Regions from separate parts of the Homo sapiens genome. Here region 2 is linked to region 1. A link is an interaction called in ENCODE POLR2A ChIA-PET data of the cell type or tissue named here. Cell type or tissue: MCF 10A. All regions are shown on one strand. Each heading gives the region's core, and the rest is flanking DNA. Links, peaks and the distances in the headings are about the cores only.

Region 1 (5,582 bases), core at 400-5,399:
CCCTAGGACAGCATCTGAGGCTGCCGAGAGTAGCTGAAGGGAATAAGAGAAGAATGAATGTCTAAATCCAGCTATGCCCAGTTCCTTTTTGTGTAGTGTGATTTATGGGACTATGTCATGATGATGCTTCACAATTTTATCTTTACAGTCAGTCCCCAACTAAGGAGTTGTGCCCCATAGTTCATTATATGTCTGTTGTTTGAAATTTGGAATGATTCTGCAACTGGAACAATAATGGTAAATAGTGAGTAGGCTCCAGTCTAGCTCATCTGAGTCTGTGGAATCATCCACCCATAAACTGGTTCAGATTATCAGATTCTGGACTCTAAGAGGGCTTTCATGCCATTCATGAACTTATGGGCCGTATTCTACATTGCTGACTGGTACATGCTTATCTAAATGTCAGCCAAAAGCATGCAAAATTAGAGAACCAAATCTGCATTGTAAAAATACTATGTTTTCAGCTGTACTGGACAGGACTTTTGGCTCAACCTTTGTTTTCAAGAGTAAGTACCATGCTTTCCTTTGATTGGACTGACTGATGCAGTGAGTACTTGTGTGCTTTTTTTTTTTTTTTTTTTCCCAATTCAACACACCTTTTATGGAGTACCTACTCTGTCGTACTCTAGGCCAGGCCCTGCACCGGTCACTGGGGATACAGACATGACTCGGACAGTCTAGCTTGGGAAACAGACTCATGTCCGACTAATTATAAAACAGTGAGATAAGTGTCACAGCAGAAGCATGAACCAAGAAAGCACAGCACATTTGGAGTGTAGGCATTTATCAGAAAAGGTTTCTTTGAACAGCTGTCGAAATATGTAGTGAGAGAAATAGCATTCGTGTTGCAAATATAAGGTTAACCCATTTTGGTTAACCAAGGCACTCATGCTCAGATTTCTCAGATAAAAAGATGATTGGTTGTTTTTTTTCCTTCTAAAACAGCAGGGGTAACAAAAGATTCAAGATTAAGATACAGCCTCCAGAGATGATTCTTGTGCTTCTTGACACCCTTCCAAGGTTTGTTTATGTCACCCTGGGGCCCCGTGGAGATGCTTGGTTTGTAAATGATCCGTGCAAGATGCAGGGAGTCACATACGGACGGGATGTTATCTTTGAAGAGTAAAGTTATGTTTACTACTTTCTTTGAAGACAGTTTGTAATGGGATGTCATGACAGTCCTGTTAAGTATGCAGATAATGAAAATCAACGTCTGACTTCTAAACAAAAGTTGGGGGAAAGTGCATAGAAAGCCAGGATTTCAAGCATGTGCTTTGCGGTTTGCCATGTGGACATTGTCTTTGTCCCAGATGCCTCGCTGCTTTCCCTGAAAGGGTCACTGTGTCCTTCTGTCACATCTGAGGAATTCCATCCTAAGGAAGTAAAAAACCAATCTGTGGGAGTTCTAATGCCTCTAAGGTCTCTCATGGAGTATGCAAAACATACACAAATGTGATCTCTGCCTTTGTCCGAAGCATTTTTCCGAAACAATGAATGGACAGTTAAGAATTAAGCGTGTTATTACTAAGAAAACATGACTTGTTTTGACAATCATTAAACTTTGGGGTAAATGGGAGTTGAATCGCAAAGCACCATAGGCGTTGAGATCATCGTGGTTGCTTGAGAGCAGTGACGTGCTTCAGGCAGAAATCTACAGTTCGGACATTCGAGCATCGCGATTTCTCTTGGTAGATTTCTAACTGAGGCCTAGCTCAGGCATTTCCCCCAGTGGAGCAGCTCACTTCCACCTTCACCTTTTCCTCCCAAAAACTGCTAGAGGGAGGATAGCTTATCCCAAGGCCACCCCTAGCAGTCGTCCACTTGGCTCTGGAACGTTTCTCTGGCAACAACTCAAGTACTTCTTATGTTTCAGTCTGAGGGTTTGCTGGGAACATGAGGTATTTTATCATCCACCAAGAAATGTTCCTTTGGGAGAAATGAGAGGCAGAGTCCCTGCAAGCTCTAGGTGGGTAGCCATCTAGGCTTTTGAGAGGTCAAAGAGGCTCCTTGTCATCTTTAGTTCCCCTGGTTTTCCAGCAAAGCTTTAGCATATGAGAGATGATCCAGGAACACCTAGTAATTATGCAGAATGGCTGACCAGTGGGGAATGCTGGCCAACCTAAGAGTTATCCACCTGGACCACATTCTTTTTCAGGCTCACTTGGCATGATGCCTCTGCCATAAAGCCCTTCTCCTGGTAGGGTGAGATGCCCCCTTTATTCTGTGCTACACCCCAGCTAGTTCATGCCTTATTCCAACCATCGACCCACCTGTTCTCTATAAGGATAAAACTTGTCATCTTCCTCTTGTTATCGCTGTGACTGGCTTTCAGCAAATAGAGGAAAGATCCGGCTTTGGTGTTCTTAAAGACTTTAGCTGTTCCCTAAAACATGTTGTAGAAGATGTTTTATCAAAAAGATCAAAGTTCATATCACTGCCAGACTCCTTCCTTCTCCATTTCTCCCTGCTGTGCCTCCTAGGGGGAGCAGCCTCTGTTAGGGCAGAACCACCAGCTCCTGTGTAACAGATGACACTCCTTCTGTGGGCACTTTTCCCAGCCTTTGCAATCAAGTCAGGCCAGAACATGCTCTCATGAGGGCATTGCTTTAATCTTCAGGCATGATGAACACGGTGTAGGTGGCAGTGACTGGACACTGAGCTCCCGTCTCCAGTTTGAGGTGGGCCTGGAGCTGCCGGATCCCCTACTGATCACTGGATAAGATGGGCATCTTGCCCCATTTTGACCCTACCTATCAAGCATCTTAGCAATAGCTGACCAAGAACAAATGATACATTTTAAGAGACTTGGCATTTGTTTATTAAAGTACATTTACTGCTAAGCCAACAAAACTAGACAGTGTACATTTCAGGTTTTGAGAAGCAGACATCCTGGTCTAATGTATCTCAAAATTATCCATCTGAAGAGTTGTCCAAATTGGACATTGAAACAAATGCCTATTGAAGCAATCACATACCATGGAAATTTCCTTCTTTACTAAATCTCCCATATCTGCTTGTTTAATTCACGTTTTTCTGTTACAGAAGTAGATGATCAGCTCTCCTTTTAAATACAGGTGACTGTAGCCACTTACTTAGTATGTTGGCTTATATCAAGGGAGTAGTAATTTGACTTTATTATATCTGATCAGTAACATGGACTATAGAGAGGGCCAGTTTGAGACCCTCATCTGCTTTTTTTTCCTGGATAGGTATCTCTGTTCTATGTGTCCTCCTACCCCTAGCCCTGTGAAAATGGAAGATGATGCAGCCTAATGGTTAAGAACTCAGGTGTGAAGTCAGACAGACTTGGGATCAGACTCCAGCTTCACATGCACAGGCTCTGCACCCTTGGACAACTGGCCAAACCTCTGTGTCTTGTCTTGAACCTATGAAGAGGGTAGCATGCTGCTTCCTGGCTCTCTCCATAACTGTTTTGGCCTTATGTGACCCTCCGTCAGCGAAGCTCTTATGGGGTGAAGAGGGGCCCTCCTTAGATAAGTTTTCCAGTTTCTTCTGCCTACTTTCTCCATTGGATCCTTCCTTATTTGCCTGCATAAGAGGAGATAAAGTACCAGAGAGAAACAACAGATACCTTTTCCAACTTCTCATTTTTTAAAAAAAGTAGAAGATTCTATCAGTGGTCACATGTATTTTGTGTCAGGCTTCCCACTTCATTTTTACAACAGCACTACAAAGGCATCCCTTTTGGATATGGAAACAGAGTCATCGAGAGGTTGAGGACCTTTCGGCCTGAGGAGGTCAGGACAGAGCTTCAGATGTCCACCTCCAACACTTGGCACTTCCTCAGATCTCCTTCCTAGCTGCTTTGTATCTTCCTCTTCTAATGTACTTGCCTGGTCTCCAGTATTTTAAAAAGGATAAGAGGTACTGTTTCTCCTAAAATAAAATTGGTGTGTCTCTTTATAGAAAGATAAGGGAAGGTTTTCTGGGGTGGGAGAAAGAAAGAGCAACAACTTTGTAGTAGGAAGATAATGCTAATTTCATTTTGTGTTCTTGCTGGATTTAATAACAACACAGGAACATATAATTAGTAGATAATTCTGTAATTACTTAAAGATGAGCAAAACCTTGAAAATGACCCAGGATGTGAAAGGTCTTGAAGCAGGGAGGTATCTTCCCTGGAGGAGGCCAGAGACTATATTTAAATCAGATGTTTTACAGAGAGATGAGCCATCTTTATCTTTAAAGGCCAAATTCTGCCTCCTCACAGGGGTAGAGGTGAGTGATTGTTTTAGAAATAATAATAAAAACTTTACAAGAACCTTATGACCAAGGACCCGAGTGGTCTAGATGAAATTAATTCATGAATCCTCACAACACTTAGCTTCTCTCATTCCTTCAACTACTTAAGAATTTCAGCCCCAGGGGCCAAATTCTATGCTCTAATATTTGAGGCGGTGGAAGTCACAGCTTCTTTTCTTCTCATGGTCATTCCAGAATCTTCTGAGCAAATGATTAGCATTTGGCTATGGCGGATACACACACTGGATTTTTTTCAGGGACAGTTTAAGAAATATTGTCCTATTAGTGCTCTATGTGTAACAACTAACAAATGGAGTTTTCTCTTCCTGGGAGCATGTGAGTGTGATTCCAGCTTACCTCCTTTAGTTTCCATGACAGCCCTCGGAGGTTGGTATTGTCACTGCATTTTATGATTCGAGACAAGGCACAGAGGCTTAGCAAGTTATCCAAGGGTGCAGAGCCTGTGCATGTGAAGCTGGAGTCTGATCCCAAGTCTGTCTGACCTCACACCTGAGTTCTTAACCATTAGGCTGCGCCATCTTTAGTTTTGTCAGAGCGCATAGCAGCTTTGATCACTCTGTAGTCTTCTGGCACTTAACCCTTGTTCAGGCCTTGCTTCTCTCTGTGGGGTCCTCTTCCCTATGCCTCTTGCCTTCCAAGTCCTACTCATGCCTCAAGGCTTCCCATAAGGCCTTTCCTGGTTATTACAGCTTATGGTGATCACATCTTAAGATTTTTTCCAGCTCAGGACTCAGAGGACTTTTCTCTTTATCCAATGTCTTGTTACATACATATATATACCCTTTTTGTATTATATGTATTTTCTGTTTTCAATGTGGTTTTTAAAAACCTAGATCTTTGTAGATGGGAAAACTTATTTATCCAATGGTTTTATATTGAATTTATACTTTGCATACATACTAGGGATACAAAAGAAATATAAAAGATCAGTGCCTTGAATCTTTGCAATTCTAATGAATTGATAGAAGGAAAAAACAGAGAACCACATAAGGATGATGATGATAATAGTGTGTATAACTTCATGATCTCTCTTCTGATATGGTTGTTGAAAGGCAGAAGCAGAATAAGACAGACAGTCACAGGAAAACTTAGCTCATTTTGCTGCTCCAGTATCCTCTGCCATTGTATCACCCTAAAGAAGGATCTTGGCATTATCTGAGTTTGCATTTTTCCTACGTTTTCATTAGCTTCATGGGACCCAATTTGTGGTGTTAGTAAAAATATATTAAAAAAAAAAAAAGGAATTCACATTTGTAATAACAAATGGTCTCTTGCAAATGATGGGCACTTGAATTGAG
Region 2 (5,582 bases), core at 304-5,303, 140 kb before region 1:
TAAGAAGTAGTTCAAGCTGTTCAAGGAATCCAAATCTACGAGAACCCAGAGTGAAGAAATACAGAATATTCCTTTAAGATAGAGTAAACTATGACGAGGAATGAAAATCTAGTAAACGCTCATGATAACAGAATTATGGTGTTCTGGAATATTAAGCCAATGGTCCAGGAATTCTAATCTCCCTCCTGTGTGATTACTTGCAATCCTCTTCCATAAGAGTGGACATAAATAGCACATAAACAGAGTATCTGAGGAATGGAGAGGCAGATGAGAAAAGAAAACTTATGGTGAGGTCCTTCCCAATGGCACAGAGACATGCTTTATCATCTTCTATGTGAGAGTGGAGGGTAAAGTGAGGTGTGGGGGTATTGATTTTACATCATCCCTAATGCAGTCTGCACAGGACCTGGGACGGCCTTGACAGAGGTGAGAGGGTGGGAAAATGACAACCTTTTAGCTCCCATTTAGTGTCCCAGTGGAAAGTGGCTCCCAGAGGTCTCCTAAGGAGGTTGTCTTTGAGAGGACAGCTCTCATCCACTCCAGCTCTTCCCAACTAAAGCCACAGAGAATCTTTCAGCTTGCTCCTATTCCCCATCTCCAGAAGGAAAAGAAATGCAAGATCTCCTAGCTGAGATTAGGACATAGACAGTCATGCAGAGATGGATTCAGAGTGAATAAAATCCCATCAAATTTTTCTCTGTCTCAAGACTTTTCTCCTCCCATGAGCTAGCAGGGCAATTTTACAATGTCATGACTACAACCACATGGCATTTGATACTCCAGAAGGGAAGCAGTGGGGAAGATGGAGCATGGAAGTCAAGAGTTCAGCCAAGACATTCAAAAGTGAGAAATACTTCCCGGCTGCCCTGAACCTCTTTGAGGAGCCAGTGGCTATCAACACCTTGGGAAGTTCTAGCAGCTTCCACACAAGAGGCCCCAGCAAAAATTCCCTCAGTAAATCAAGGGCCAGTCAACAGTCACTTAGAGAGCACTTGTTCCGTGTCACTGGGCTAGGCCACGTCACTGCTCAGAAGCCTGTAGAATACACAGCTATGAAAAATGACATCTCAAGGCTGTAAGTGTTAAGTGGCAAAGGGCTAATACAGAGGTCTGTGTATTTTCAGAGCAGGAGACAACCAATGAGAGACTCTTGAGTTCCTATCCTTCAATTTCAGGCTAAGTGGGTGCTCCAGTGATCTCTTTGGCCTTGTCCCAAAGGCTTAAGATAGAGATGCAAACCCGGTCTACATTATGTAAACCAGGATTGTGTGCTCACTGCAAAACCGGTCATGCAAAGTCTATAGCAGTAGATGTAGGCAGTGTTCTGAACATGGCAGTGATTAATTGGAGGAGAGGGGAGGCAGCCGAGAAAGGACGTTTTCTTTACTGATTCTTCTTTTTAAAAATATTTATTTATTTATTTATTTATTTAGAGACAGGTTGTCACTCTGTCGCCCAGGCTGGAGTGCAGTGACATGATCATAGTTCACTGCAGCCTCAAACTCCTGGGCTCAAGGGATCCTCTTATCTCAACCTCCAGAGTAGCTGGGACCACAGGTGTGCACAACCACACTCAGCTAATTTATTTATTTATTCTGTAGGGATGGGGGTCTCACTATGTTGCCCAAGCTGGTCTCAAACTCCTGGCCTCAAGCAGTCCTCCTGCCTCAATCTCCCCAAGTGGAAGGATTATAGGTGTGACCCACCTATAATATAAAGGTGAGCCCAGCCTTTATTAATTCCTAAAGACCACCTGCCTTTTCTATGAACCTATTGTGGTTATTAGGATCATAGAACTAAGTTAGCAATGAAAAAGACAATGGTAACTTATTGAGCACCTAACTGTCTGCCCAACTTCAGTGGCTAAGATGAGAGAAAAAATATAGGTATTTGAGGAAATTTTATAGTCTAACTTGGAACTTACAATCTAGTTTGAAACATTAGATGAACATACAAAAGAACTTGATAGTTGCAGGGGAAGGGGGAGTGTATGATGTAGTGTTTGAGGCTGAAGAAGTGAGTGGGTTAGGGAGTAAGACATGCTGAGAAGAGGGGCTTGGGTTAGACACACAAGATTGGGTCATATTTGGGATCTGGCTGCCTGACAAGGTCAAAGTTAAGGAATTTTTGTGTGTGGTGCATAGAGCAATCGACCTAAAAGAATAGATGTTTTGATATTGAGAAGTAATTGCAAAAAGAGATGGCAGGACTGTAGTTAGGAAGGTGGGTTTAAAGTCAGATTTGGATCCTAATTCTATTTCCTTGTAGCTGTGCAATATTGAACAAGTTTTTTAACTTCAGAGTCTCAATGGCCTCATGTATAAGATGGAGCTACATGCCTGTGAGAAATAAAAGAGACAATCTGGCCGGGCGCAGTGGCTCACGCCTTAATCCTAGCACTTTGGGAGGCTGAGGCGGGCAGGTCACCTGAGGTCAGGAGTTCAAGACCAGCCTGGCCAACATGGCAAAACCCCCTCTCTACTAAAAATACAACGGGCATGGTGGTGCATGCCTGTAATCCCAGCTACTCAGAAGGCTGAGGCAGGAGAATCACTTGAACCCAGGAGGCAGAGGTTGCAGTGAGCCAAGATTTCACCACTGCACTCCAGCCTCAGTGACAGAGTGAGACTCCATCTCAAAAATAAAAAAATAAAAAGACAATCTATTTTAAGTGCCTAGCACAGTGCCTGGACTTGTAAACTTGCAACAAATACAGCTCTTATATTTTTAAAATTTCTATGAGGGTAGGACCTGTGTCTGTCTTGTCTGTCATCATTTCTTAACACAGCACATAGTATGTCAATGTACATTTTAAAATGTATGAATGAACAGAAGACATGAAAGAGCAAAGAAACACAAGTGAGCATACTCGTAATAATCTTATCACCAAGAGGACCAAGTTTCTTTAATCCAGCTGCCACATTTATTTAGATAGAGTTTTCTTGGGAGCATTTCCTCCTTGGGTCATGGGAAAAGCAAGCAAACAAAACCCCAAGAAACTGATATCTCACTGATGGCATTACAATTACAAAGAGGATTATCCAAAGTAATTATGTATGGTAACGTTATCATGTTAAAATAAATCCGATTATTCATTTGTAAAAATTCAATGAGTGTTCAGGTTTCTCTATAGGAAAACAACAAATATCTCTGCCCATTATATAAAGCTCTAGCTAATTTGTTCAGGCACATAATAGAGAGTGCTGTGGCACAATTCTAAGAACATTATTTTTTTTGCTGATAAATGATGCCCCAAAATTATGATTAATCACAATTGCTTAAAAATTGACATAACATTCAATTCAGCAGGTTAGTTTATTGTGACATAAGTTAACTGGATTTTGGTGATTTAAGTCTGACTCTGAGCATGCAGTTGGAATATTTTATGTAGCATCTGACATAGAGATAAATGGATTTTGTCAGGAAGCCAAGAGAACAAGTATTAATAATATTCTCTTCACACTCATTGAGGGCTTCCTATGTGTCAGGTATTTGTAAGAGCTTGAATGGTATTCACTAATTTAATCTCCACAACTCTATAAAGTAGGTAATTTATCATCCTCATTTTACACATGGAAGAAATAAGGCACAGAGCACTTAGGTAACTTGCCCAGGAGCATCCAACTAGCTCAGCAGCAGAGCTGGGATTCAAAGTTCTGGCATTCTGACTCCTGAGTTCACACTCAAGGGCTCACCAGTACTGTCCCCAGCACTGTGTTCTGATACTGCCCCCCAGAACTTAGTCTCTATGGGAGGGTTGTGGAGGGAATGGAGGAGTGGAGAGGATCCACTAGAGTGTGGATCCTTATCCATCTTGGTTCTGAGGAATAAAACACCGCTTTGAAGGAAGCCAGGGCTGCTGGAGAGAGAGAGAGAGAGAGAGGTTTCTAGGTCAGTTTGTTATCAAATGTTGGTTCTTTAGAATCTTGGGGATTTAGTGATGCAGATGCTTGGGCCCCACATGCCATAGCATTTAATTCAATAGGCCTCTATGGGACACAAAGCGACATTTCTAATTAGCCCCCCAGATGATGCTAATATAGATTGTCCCCACAGTCACAATTTAAAAAACTTCTGATTTGCTTTACAACTCTCTCTCTCTCACACACACACACACACACACACAGATAATAAATGGGATTTAAATTTTTCCATTATAATTTAAAGAAAAATAACAAAGACCTTCTTTCTAGGTGATTTATACAGCATGTAGACAAAGTTTAGGTCTTGTACTCAAACTTTTCTGAGAGTCCTATATTCATTTTCTATCGCTGTGGAACCAATGGCCATACATTTAATGGCTAAAGACAACATCCTTTTATTCTCACGGTTTTTTTAGGTCAAAATGTCTGAGTGGGCTCAATGTGCTCTCTGCTTAACTCCCAACAAGGCCAAAATCAAGGTGTTGGCCAGACTGGACTATCATCTGAAGCCTCTGAGGAAGTGTCTCTTTCCAAGTTCATTTAGGTTGTTGGCATTCAGTCCCTTGCACTTGGAAAACTAAATCTGCATTTCCAGGCTGACTGTTGACTGGTGTTACTATCGGTTTCCAGAGGCTGTTCCATCCTTGCTCATGATGCCCTCCATCTTCCAGCTAACAACTATGTGTCTTGTCCTTCTAGTGTTTCTGTTCTCTTTGACTTTCCCCACTGCCACCAGCTGGAGAAAGTTCTCTGGTTTTAATGGGCTCATGTGATTAGATTGTGCACTTCCAGATAAACTCTCTTTTTGATTAGCTCAAAGTCAACTGATTAGTAACCTTAATCACAGCTGCAAAATTTCTTTTGTCAGATACTGAGATAGAATAGAAATGGGACACAGCTCCTCTTTCACAAATTTTTTTTCTTTTTTCTTCTTCTCTTGTCCCACTAATCACGAAACCCACACCACTACCTCACTGGCAATATACCAATATTCCTGCTAACCCTGAGGCTTTAGTTGTACAAAGCAAATAGCCAGTCTTCTGTGCTCTCATAATGTTTAACCATGCCTTTTACTTAAAGAATTTCAGGAACTGGCCTTTGGAAATCTAAATATCAAACCAAGGTTATGGAGTGTCCTACTTCAGGAAGGAATGTTCAACAGTGATTTGCAGCATGGTTGCTGCTGGCCAGACCACCAGGTGGTCCATTACTCAAGATAACTATTGTGGCTGGGCATGGTGGCCCATGCCTGTAATCCCAGCACTTTGGGAGGCTGAGGCCAGAGGATTGCTTGAGCCCAGGAGTTTGAGACCAGCCTAGGCAATGTAGCAAGACCTCATCTCTACAACAACAACAACAAAAATCAAAAAATTAGCTGGGTATGGTGGCACATGGCTGTAGTCCCAGCTACTCTGAAGACCAAGGCAGGAGGATCAGTTGAGCCCAGGAGTTCTAGACCACACTGGGCAACATAGCAAGACCTCATCTTTATAACAAAAACAATAAAATAAAAAATTATCCCAGTGTGGTGGCACGTGCCTGTAGTCCCGTCTACTTGGGAGTCTGAGGTACGAGGATTGCTTGAGCCTGGGAGGTTGAGGCGGCAATGAGCCCTGATCACAATGCTGCACTGCAGCTTGGGTGACAGAGAAAGACCCT

The links. Peaks named below come from ENCODE experiments on the same cell type or tissue, not always from the same donor. Only the 100,000 strongest peaks of a DNase experiment are listed, where the experiment ranks them.
Region 2: POLR2A ChIA-PET joins it to region 1 with 5 read pairs; 3 of 35 experiments call an interaction of 5 or more read pairs at or near these places.

Annotation. Positions count from the first base shown.
Region 1 is chr18:59,602,057-59,607,638 of GRCh38, reverse strand. The region is part of intron 2 of CCBE1 (collagen and calcium binding EGF domains 1); the gene reads left to right. Among named protein-coding and RNA genes, the nearest start is that of CCBE1, 93 kb to the left of the region's middle. In MCF 10A, for the core only: no CTCF peak of the experiment used is centred there; a DNase peak (open chromatin) is centred at 2,548.
Region 2 is chr18:59,738,216-59,743,797 of GRCh38, reverse strand. No RefSeq gene overlaps it. Among named protein-coding and RNA genes, the nearest start is that of CCBE1, 44 kb to the right of the region's middle. In MCF 10A, for the core only: no CTCF peak of the experiment used is centred there; no DNase peak of the experiment used is centred there.